Linked DNA regions of Homo sapiens: region 1 is linked to region 2. A link is an interaction called in ENCODE POLR2A ChIA-PET data of the cell type or tissue named here. Cell type or tissue: OCI-LY7. All regions are shown on one strand. Each heading gives the region's core, and the rest is flanking DNA. Links, peaks and the distances in the headings are about the cores only. Region 1 overlaps PCDH9 (protocadherin 9). Region 2 overlaps PCDH9 (protocadherin 9).

What was found. Peaks named below come from ENCODE experiments on the same cell type or tissue, not always from the same donor. Only the 100,000 strongest peaks of a DNase experiment are listed, where the experiment ranks them.
Region 1: POLR2A ChIA-PET joins it to region 2 with 11 read pairs; 3 of 35 experiments call an interaction of 5 or more read pairs at or near these places.

What each region holds. Positions count from the first base shown.
Region 1 is chr13:66,656,923-66,662,319 of GRCh38, forward strand. All of the region lies in intron 3 of PCDH9 (protocadherin 9), which reads right to left. LOC105370247 (a long non-coding RNA gene) reads left to right here. Exons shown (of 3, transcript XR_007063818.1): 3 at 3,139-3,223. Among named protein-coding and RNA genes, the nearest start is that of PCDH9-AS2, 170 kb to the right of the region's middle. In OCI-LY7, for the core only: a CTCF peak has its summit at 3,162; DNase peaks (open chromatin) are centred at 2,929 and 3,239; H3K4me3 peaks cover 3,615 bases; H3K27ac peaks cover 4,732 bases.
Region 2 is chr13:67,213,959-67,219,355 of GRCh38, forward strand. All of the region lies in intron 2 of PCDH9 (protocadherin 9), which reads right to left. Among named protein-coding and RNA genes, the nearest start is that of PCDH9, 14 kb to the right of the region's middle. In OCI-LY7, for the core only: no CTCF peak of the experiment used is centred there; no DNase peak of the experiment used is centred there.

The sequences.
Region 1 (5,397 bases), core at 77-5,076, 560 kb before region 2:
CATCTGAACTTTTAAAAAGGAGTATAAAGCAGAAATAGCTCTTGCAGCAGAAGAGCAAGTCAGAGCAAGAGGAACAAGGAAAAGAAAACAACAGAAATGAGCTTCCTCAGACAAAAGCCTATGTCCATTTTAATTACACCGATTTGCCTAGACCACCAGGCAATCTATGTTAGAATTCATTAGCGTGGCTCGGGGTCCAGAATAAGTTATACAGAGATCAGTGGATATAAAACATTATAACCAATTACACAAGTTTCTACTCCAGTTCCAGAAAAGTTATGGAAGTCTCAGTTCCTGTGTGTGCCATCACTTTAGCCTCCAGGAAGCTATCTCTTAGTCTCTCCTACTGTAAACATGTCTCCCTGAGTCACCACAGCATCTGTTGTTTCTAGGTGAAGGACTAATACAAATAACAGGGAGGCGCCTGGCATCTGGCCACCTGAACACAAAGTCACTTAATCATACGGGAGTCTCTTCATTGCTATGATCTCAAGCATTTCAGGAAGAATGCCAAATGGAGAACAAAGAGACTGGCAGGCAAAGAGCTCCTGGTTGCCTGGATTACGTCACAAGCATAGTTTTTGCCAGATTAACATCTATGCTTTTACTGACTCCAAATGTGACTTTAAACAAAAATTCTCATTCTCTGTGCAGTATTTTACAGCAATTGGAAATCCAGTATTGAAGCGATTCTTTGGAATCCAGCAGATCTGAATGATGGGTGTGAGTGCATGTGCATATGTGAATTATATTCTAAGAACTCGTGGAAATAGATGTCATAATATCTCCTCCTGCCAATGGAGCAGGGAACAACATCCTACACTCCTGGGCATATCTGTGAGTGTAAAGCATCACCACTTACAAGGATTACCTGTTTATTATGATGTGCATTATTAGCCTAATGCTTACTCTTTCAGAGCCTGCACATCAAAGAAATCTACAGTCCAATCGGCCCTCTGTGTTCCAGGGTTCTGCATCCTCAGATTCAACAGACTGCAGGTTGAAAATTCACAAAATAAAAATGCTTCTTAAAAAATGGCATTAAAGAGAAAAATACAGTGTAACAACTATTTACATAGCATTTAAATTTTACTGGGTATAAGAAATCTAGAGATGATTTTTAAAATATGGGAGGATATGCCTAGGTTATATGCAAGAACAATGCCATTTTCTATCAGGTACTTAAACATCTGAAGATTTTGGTATCTTCTGGGTTCCCAAAACCAGTCCCCCGATTGTACTAGTAAAACCTTGCTTTTGTTAGATTTTGGTTGTTTGAATTTTTTGTGTTGAGTGGAAATAATGAATACAATAATCAGAAACACTATTACTTTGAGATATGTTTAATTTGTAAGTAATGTTTATATCTCTTTGAATTTCCCAAGTTGATATAAAAACACATTTATTTTAGGTTAAGAGGTACCTTTAGCTTTTAAAGATTATTTATGTGTCTGTTCCAGTCTATTGCTTAAACTATAGAATAAACAATTCTTAAGGGTAATATTTAGTCATGATCATTTATTGGTTAATTTACTTTTTATTTTTATGTCCTTCCTCAAAACTTTCATGAATGTATATACATATAGCAATCAATTTTATCTTTTCTCTACAGCATTAACATGAGTTATCTTCAGATTTAAAATGCCAAAATCATTGTATTTTACAAACACAATTTAAACACTCATTTGTTTATTCACAATGTTTTCTTAAACATGTATCTATACATTCTAGGTTCAGGACATGCCACATAATCAATGTGCTAAGTAAGTATGATGTTGTAATTTAATTGTTAGAATTATTTTCTTAATGGTATATAAAATGATGATACTTTGTACTTTGCAATCTATGACTTTTCCTATCTGTTGAAATTCTATGTTGATATCCAAGAGGAGGAAAAGATCAGAACGAACATTTTTAAAGCATTTATTGTTTTCTGGTGACTACATTAAGAGTTTTATGTTTTATATCATATTCATCAAATTATGACTTAAGAATTAGTGTCTTCTTTTTGCAAAGGATAAAATAGACTTCAAGACATATAAAAACTAGCCTCCTCCAAGTCATATTTTGTAAGTACAATTGTCAGGATCAAATCCCTTGCTTATTTGCATATACTTTCTCCATTGCAAAAAACAAAACAATAAAACACAACAACAACAACAAAAAGCAAAGCCTAAATTATCACAGATGATGAGAAAATTAACCGAAATTAAAGAAATGATAATAATAACAAAAATATATTAAATGGCCAATGCAATGGAAAATCGAATACTCTTCCACTAGTTTATAAGCACCATGTAGACAAGGTCATGTTTGTTTCACTGTCAAATATATAAATGTATCCCTAGCCTTAGAACAGTGCTCAATAAGTATTGACTAAATCATAGAATTTGTCTCAAAGGCTTATTTTGTGCATGCACTAGTCATCCAAAAAGAGGTAAAACACCATTAGGTTTCATCAGACTTGATAATAAGTTTCACTACATTTTATATCCTTGGGGAGGACCAGTGCTCCAAGTCAGAATGACTTACAGAAAAACAACTGCTAAAATAGGCCTTGGAACATTTGAAACCAGATACAGTTTAATGTGGTTTATCCCTCCACTTAAGTTATGTTTGTGTGTGTGTGTTTGTGTGTGTTTGGTAGAACAAGCAAAGAAGAGGTTTGCTTAATCTTTCGCAGGTTTTAATTTTCTTCTCCAGTTTTACATCACGTGAATCCTGCTGCATCTTCCCTGAAAGACTTTTTAAACATTTTTTTTTTCTGTTACTGCTTCTGCCTGCTCAGCCTCCTTCCCCGATCTCTTAATTCTCTATATCTTCTGTTCTCAACTTAACTCCACCCATTAAATCATCAAAGAAGCTGATTTGGGGTGTGTGCCTGTGTGTGTGTGTTTTAGCTTATTTTTAGCTAGGACTAGCGCATGTACAAGTGGCCAAAACTAGTGAAGTATAACAAGTTAACAGCAGAGTCAAGGATGACACTATTTAAGGTGCCATTGCTTTGCATGACACTGAAATAAGCTTATTAACTGCTGGCGAATTCTAAGCTACACCACCTCAAAGTGGTAAAGATTTAAGTCTTTCCAATGTTTGGAGCTAAACGAATGCCTAAAATCTTTCTCTTTTTCTCTCTAGCTTTTCTCGGAGTTGAAAGTGATAACACACCACCACATGGTCAAGTGAATCATAACCTGCTGGGGCTTGAGGTATGGAAGACGAACAGTGGAGGAAAAGGTATCTTCCAGCCTGGTGAAATGCCGTGGAAATGTGAGGCCATTTATTTTTTCTAAATGCCCCAGCAACAGCTCTCATTCACTTGCAGAAGCAAGAGCTGTTCTGACTACTCACAGTATATGGTGAGATCTTTATTTCTTTGCCTTTTTTTTTACTGTGAGTTTCCTTTTTTGTCATCATTGACCTTATAATGAATCACTGCACTGTCTGAGTAATGAGGCTGCAGTAGATAAGGTCTCCTGAGAATATGAAGGAAGAAGTATGTTCAGCAACTGATTACTGACTTATCCACCTGATTATAGTGACCAATCTACTCATATATCTGATTTCAAATGCCCAATACAATGTTAATAATCTTATTAAAACTTCTTTGCAGTAAAAATCAAACTTCTTTGGTTGATGTTTTTTCTTAAATTTTTAAATTCTAAGTAGAGCAGTAGTTTTAAGATTGCACAATACAAATATTTTAGTGATGCTTCTGGAAATCCATCTAGCAACTTGTTATTTACAATATACTATTAGTAGTACATTATAAATAACTGAAATCTAAAACATAATTCATAAGGAATACAGAAAGAAAATAGAAGGGAGGATATCAGTTTAAATATCATATTTAACAATTTGATACTTGGAAACAAAATAGTTAAAATAATCAATCCCATTTTATTTTCTTTTTACATTTTATTTTCTTTTTAAGAATTTTGATTTGCTTCTGGAAATATTTTATATTTTAGTGATGTTTCTGGAAATCCATCTAGAAACTTGTTATTTACAATATGCTATTAGTAGTACATTATAAATATCTGAAATCTAAAACATAATTCATAAGGAATACAGAGAGAAAATAGAAGGGAGGATATCAGTTTAAAATAATAATTTAACAATTTGATATTTGGAAACAAAATAGTTAAAATAACGAATCCCATTTTATTTTCTTTTTAAGAATTTTGATTTGGTGACATGCTGGTTTAGCAATAGCCATAATTATGCTGCCATTTCCTGTTTCCTTTATTAACTAAGAATTTCAAGATGAAGAACCTTATTTCTTATAGAAAGTTAGCTGAGCATTTTCCTTTCCCTTGTTGGAACTGAAGAATTGAGATAACTCAGAAACCTAACACTTCGATATGAGTTCTAGTGCTAGGAGGATGAGTGTCCTTCATTTTGATCTTTGCTAACTTTAAGTGACACTTCTCATTACCCCTCACCAGCTCTTCCCCAAAGCATCCTGCCTTTTCACAAGCTGTGAATGAGAACTCTGACTGGCGTTACCAATATTGTTTGCTGAGTAATAGTTTGTTTTCAATGTGCGGCTTCAGGATCATTTACTAATTAAAATTGCTTTACCACTGAGAGGTCCCCTGAGGTATGCCCTTGTTTATCTGGATTATACCATGAAGTCATAGTTGAATCAATCCTTAGACCATAATTTTCTGCTAATCCAAATGAAAAGTTGGAAATAATAAATTGATAAAACTCACACAATTTTATCAGCACACATGTACAATTAGGTTTATCATAAATCAAATAAACACAAACACAGATATCCAATCTGACACAGGAAGACAAAGCTTAAATGTGGAGCAATGGAACTATATGACTAACTTTTAAATATGCTACTGATAAAGGGGGAAGGGTGAACTTTAAAGAAACTGCATTTTTCTAGTCAATTTGTATTTATAATCAAAAAGTTCTGGAGTTATAATATCATAGCCTTTGGGCCTTATTTAACATATCCACGCTTTACGAAATCATCACTCAAGTAAACCAATAAAATAACTTAGGCTGACTTTCCCACAGGTTAATATTGTGACATGCTCAGGTCCTCAGTGTTACATTTGTTTAAAGCTGTGGCATGATGAAAAATTATCCTTTGTGAGTATGTGTGTGTGTGTGTGTGTGTATGTGTGTATGTGTGTTAGGAAGTGGGGATAAGAAAGCCTCAATAACTTTGATTGCTTCAGTGTAGCTAGCAACATCAAAACAAATATCAAGTATATCAAAGATGAGAACCTAAAGAATGTCACATAAGGCCGGGCGTGGTGGCTCACCCCTGTAATCCTGGCACTTTGGGGGGCTGAGGCGGGCGGATCACCTAAGGTTGGGAGTTCGAGACCAGCCTGACCAACATGGAGAAACCCCGTCTCTACTAAAAATACA
Region 2 (5,397 bases), core at 268-5,267:
CAAATCTCCACTACATTCTGCTCTAAATACAAATCAGTAACTTTATCGTGATGGTTTCAGCTGTTCCAACAAAAGGAAATGATTTTGGCCCCAGGATATTATCAAAAGGTATTTTTGGGGTACTACCGTAGTGTGTAATATTTTTATTTGTTGTGTCTCATTTATGTTATTATGTCACTCACATACTCAAACATTACAAACTTGTATATTGAGACATGAAAAACTTACTTATAAAATGAATATAAGTTAAATTAAGAAAAATAGTAAAAGCTGTTGGTGATTATGCTTCTACCATGAATTCAATCAATCTCAGAAATATGATCCATATACTTTGAGGCATTTTAGCTGGTTTGATTACACCATGGATGCCATTACTTCAACAGGGATGCTTTCCAGTCTATGGAATAATTGGAAGCAAGAACCAGCAGGTTTCAAATGATTCCAGCTGTGTTAAGTACTGACTGTGAAACAGATTCTCTCTTATATGTGATTTTGTAATAGGAGTGATGGATACGGTGAAAATTCCCAGATGGGTGGAGCTTCTGGGTAATCTATGGGGACGTAAATTCATTACAAACACTAAAAGGAACAGAATAATTTTAAAACATGACATGCAAATGAAATAGGTAAAATACTCAAAATGAAAGACGAAGCAATTATACAAATGTGAAACAACAGGGATTAAGATAAAAAACAACATCAAATATGCTATATTGAGATACTGTTATGAAGATCAATTTTCCAAAAGTCCTAAATAATCTGAAACCAGATAGTGTTTTAACACAAAAGCAGATGAACACAGGTGAGTCGTGAAAAAGATACAATAGAAATCAGATTCAAGAAAACAACCAAAAACAAAATCAAGAAAGCATTCACTAAATGAATGTGCAAACATCTGTCAATGGCAAGCTGGTATTCTTGGACAGGAGGTAGAAAAACAGGTAACATTTTCTGAGTGTCTGGCTATTGCGAGCCAGATATATATATATATATATATATATATATATATATATATTCACTTAATCTTAGGACAACTTTATATGGATTTGGCATGATTACACCCATTTTGCAGACAAGGAAAGCAAGGACTAGTGCATTTAAATGATGTGCCCAGTATCACAGTCTTTATGTAGTAGTTCATCAAGTCAGTTTTTGTTACTCCAAATATCAAATTAGTTCTCTAGTCTCCATTTCTTCAGTCAGAAAAAGAATTAAATAGGCCAAATAATCCCAAAGGTGCATTGGAAACTTGAGAATGTGTAACTATTCTATAAGTTCTATTAGACACCAAGTTTATCTTTCTAAAATTAATATAGTTGCTAGACACTGCATTAATCACTATTCAGTTATTATTTTGCTTCTTTTTATAGAATTTATACTTGATTCTGGCATACTGTCTGGATGGCTCAAAAGTCTATTAAGAAAACTTTAATGTGATACGGTATTTTTCTTACAAACACGTATCTCTATCAAGCACCTATGAAAGTACATATATTGATCATTATGTTTAGAAGTAATAAATCAATGATCTAAGTACTGAAAGGTTTAAATAAAAGGTTGGGGTGAAGAGGCTTGGAAGTGAAGGAATTTGATCCTGTTTGTTTAGCTCACCTCTTGCCTTCTCATTATTTCCTAATATGAAAAACCATGATATGATGGGCAGACATAATGATATGTCCAAAATTACTGAGAAAATGGGACCCACAGACATCTCTAAGTGATGGAAGAATATATTTTGAACATAAATGATGTCTTTCTTGAATGATTGTTGTAAAGATTAAATCAGTGGAAAATCTTATATATATAAAATAAAATTTCAAGATCACTGATCTTCAGGTTGCATCAAAATTTACTGAATGCCTACTAAGTTCACTCTTTTCAGCACTGTTGTGGGTTCAGTGTTAGAAATACAAAGGTAAGTAAGACACAGTCTCTTACTTTGAGGAACTTTCTTATATTCTCTAAGATTTTCATACTTTAAGTAGTGGCATACCAGTATTTGGATTTACTGAGTTGCCATTTGAGACCAAAAGATCATCAGGAACCAGGGCCATGTGAGGAACAATCCTGAAATACGCCTGGGTTCACACAGTATCAGCTGGAGAGGATGCACAGTCCCTGCAAATAACAGATGGTCCTGCAAGAATAGTTTAAACCCTGAGGAGTGTTGCTCCCAGTATCATACAGAAGTCAATAACCCTTAGCTAAAGCAGAATTTAATTGTCTAAAACAGAGACTTTAGGTGTCAAGAAGCTTTTACTTAATTATTATCATGCTTAAAAATCAATCAATGAATTCAACATATTTTGCTACCACTGCATGGCAGAAAATCTTGCCATTTAAGACCAAGAATGAAAATGAGTTTATGTCATACTAAAATATCCTAAAAATTGTGTCAATTTTTACTATGGTGTAATACAATTTTGATACCTATTTAAGTTTTAAGGCAAAAAATGATGATTTTGTATAAATTCTACCATCTCTTTTATGTTGGAAATTTGAATGGGTTGAGAATGCATTGAAATATTATTACTCTATATACCTAAATCTAACATTATTCCTTAACTTGGAAAAAGGCATCAGTAAGAAAAACTCAATACAAAAAATAGCAAAGGAAAATATATTATCTGAGACCATAAGTCAGAATAAATATGAATTTACTATTTCTAGCAAGAAAGGACACATCATAGATTTTATTTCACACTTTGTGGTTGTCTTAAGCAACATATATATATATATATATATATATGGATATATATACGGAAAAGATTATGCAGAAATAATATTACATCACTTTAAAATCCATCAAGAAACTAAGAAATCAGATGTATTAACAACATACATGAATATAGTCCACCTAGTGAATGACAAGAAATGGAGCAAAGAAAAGTAGCCAGTCCAGGTGTGTTCCCAGCTGACACACAGAAGGAAGGCTATTGTGATTCTAGACATCCAATGTGAAAATCGGTTCAATGACATGAATATATGACACAGGAGGGCATCAACTCACAACTCAGAACTCACTCCATTTTGTCTCCATTTGTCATTTGCACCTTCTACAAAAAGTTTCCTGCCGAATCCTATGTAGCTGTGTATTTGAAAGTCCTCAGCATGCAGCTGCTATCACACAGAGGCACAGATTGGTTGCATCCACCGAATCCAAAAAACCACCAGTATTTTTCTTTCCAGAAAATGTCTACTATAGAACTACTACTGTCAGCAGAAGACATTCTCCTTCTATAAAAGATACAGCTTCATTTCATAACTGCTTCTGTGTTTCCGTTCTTTTCTTTATTGAGGTTTGTTTAATGAGGAAAAAAAAAAACCTAATTCACTGAATTGCAGTTGCTATTGTCTTGCACAAAAACTGTTTTCTTTTCTAAATCAATCATCTATTATGACTCTCACAGGCCCCTGTGCCTACTGTGGGCTGCATATGGATTACACACTTTTTCTAATAGGTGAAAATATAGGATTTATAAAATCATTTTAAAATATGCATGGCTATTTGCTCCAATTTATATCTAACAGGGCTAGTCAAAGACATTAAGTATTAAAGAACTGCAAGGGATTTTACTGAACATTGTCATGAAGCTAAATATATTGAAATCCATGTATGTCTAGAACAAAATGCTGTGCTACAAATACACACCATATTTACAAATGCAGCAAAGATGAATTCTAAAAATACAGTTTGAGAAATGATTCAATAGTAATTCCTATGAGGATGGAAGCATTCACTTGGTACCCAGGCCTCTTCATTATGGTAATGCTATATAGTCTTATAGACACCTGGGGTGTTAATCTGATTTAGGTTCAGAAGAGAGTCTGCATACACAATTGAGAGTTTCTTCTTAGGAGAAATGAAGGCCAGATCATGGGCATCAGAGATACCACAAGGAAGTACAAACAAGCCTGCATCATCTATCTTGAATAATTAGAATCATCCAACAGCAAATCAGTCCATTGTAAGGCATGTATTTGAGATTTTTATTCTTTCAGTCACATCCAGTGTTTCTGCATTTGGAAAAAATAGGCAAGACTAATTCCCTAGGCTATAAATCACTCTAATGTGGAGGGAAATGTGTTAGCTAGTTGTATTACAAAGCCTTTACTTCATATTTAATAGGCACCTGCAATACCAGCATTATACAAAGCTCTCTACTTTGCAAATCTTTAAAACCCCACTTAATTTTCAGCACTGATTTCCTGCAATCTAAGAGCTTATGAAGGGTTCACTGTGTTCATACAGATCTATGCAAAATGTGCCAGAGCTTCCCTGTCTGTGATGGCATTCATCTGGAGGTGAATCCCAAATTTCTATCACTGGCATGCTTATTTCCGACTAAAATAAATATTCTCAGAATGAAAGCTGAAGATTAAGAGGACAAAAAAGGAGGCAAAGTAACTAGCACTGGGAGAGATATATGCAAATATCAGCTCAATGACAATTCTTCATACCGTTTACAATAGAAGCTTAAAGATCCAAATAGTCTGCAATCCATTAGCTCCTCAATATCCTGAAAGGGATTAGAGTGTTTCTTAATCAACTGCTAACAGGCTGAAAAAGGCCCAGAGAGTGGTTATTAACAAAGCAGTGTAATACTCAAATGCAGAGATGGTTGGATAGAGAGACAAACTATAGAAGAATGTTAAAATACAAGATATTACACAAACATGATAAAATTGACCACATTTCCATTCTTTCCTACAGCCCACACAATTAAATATCCACATAAATTACTAAGTGGTGAAGCTGTACGTAGCAGGCTCCTTTCAAGAACAGGTAAGTTCATTTCATATATTTTCTCAAGGATCCAGAATAATTAGTATAAAATGATAGAATCAATCAAATATTCCTCAAAGACCTTGACTGTGCTTCTATCTTTGCCATTCTTAGCTGTACAGGTGGTCTCAAGCCCATCATTTAAAACGTGATATGTGCTTATGGCACTCTAATCAATCAAACTGTAAAAGATCAAGGGAAAATATTTTCATATGCCATTTAAATAATGAATAAATATGTAAAAACAGATCCCTAATGAATGACTTTGAGTTCTGCATTTCTTATATTTATATGCTATGCCTCAGAAAATTCTACTGATTCTGCCACTATTCTTGTCTATCAGAGACAAACTGTCTATAGGACAAAAATATGAATGAGAAAGATTAAATATGGGTTGTTTTTCCAGTTTATTTCTGTATCACTCTTTACTGTTAAAAAAGGACAGTTGTTTAACTTATTTAGGAATTTGAAAATTTAATGAGTCTTGGCTTACAGAAGAAAAGAATATAAATCAAAAGCAAAATGTCAATCATGGTAATAAATCTTTTTTGTTCTATGTTTCTGGTGACTGACAGCCCAATAGGTTTGTATCAAACAAAGGCAAAAAGCAT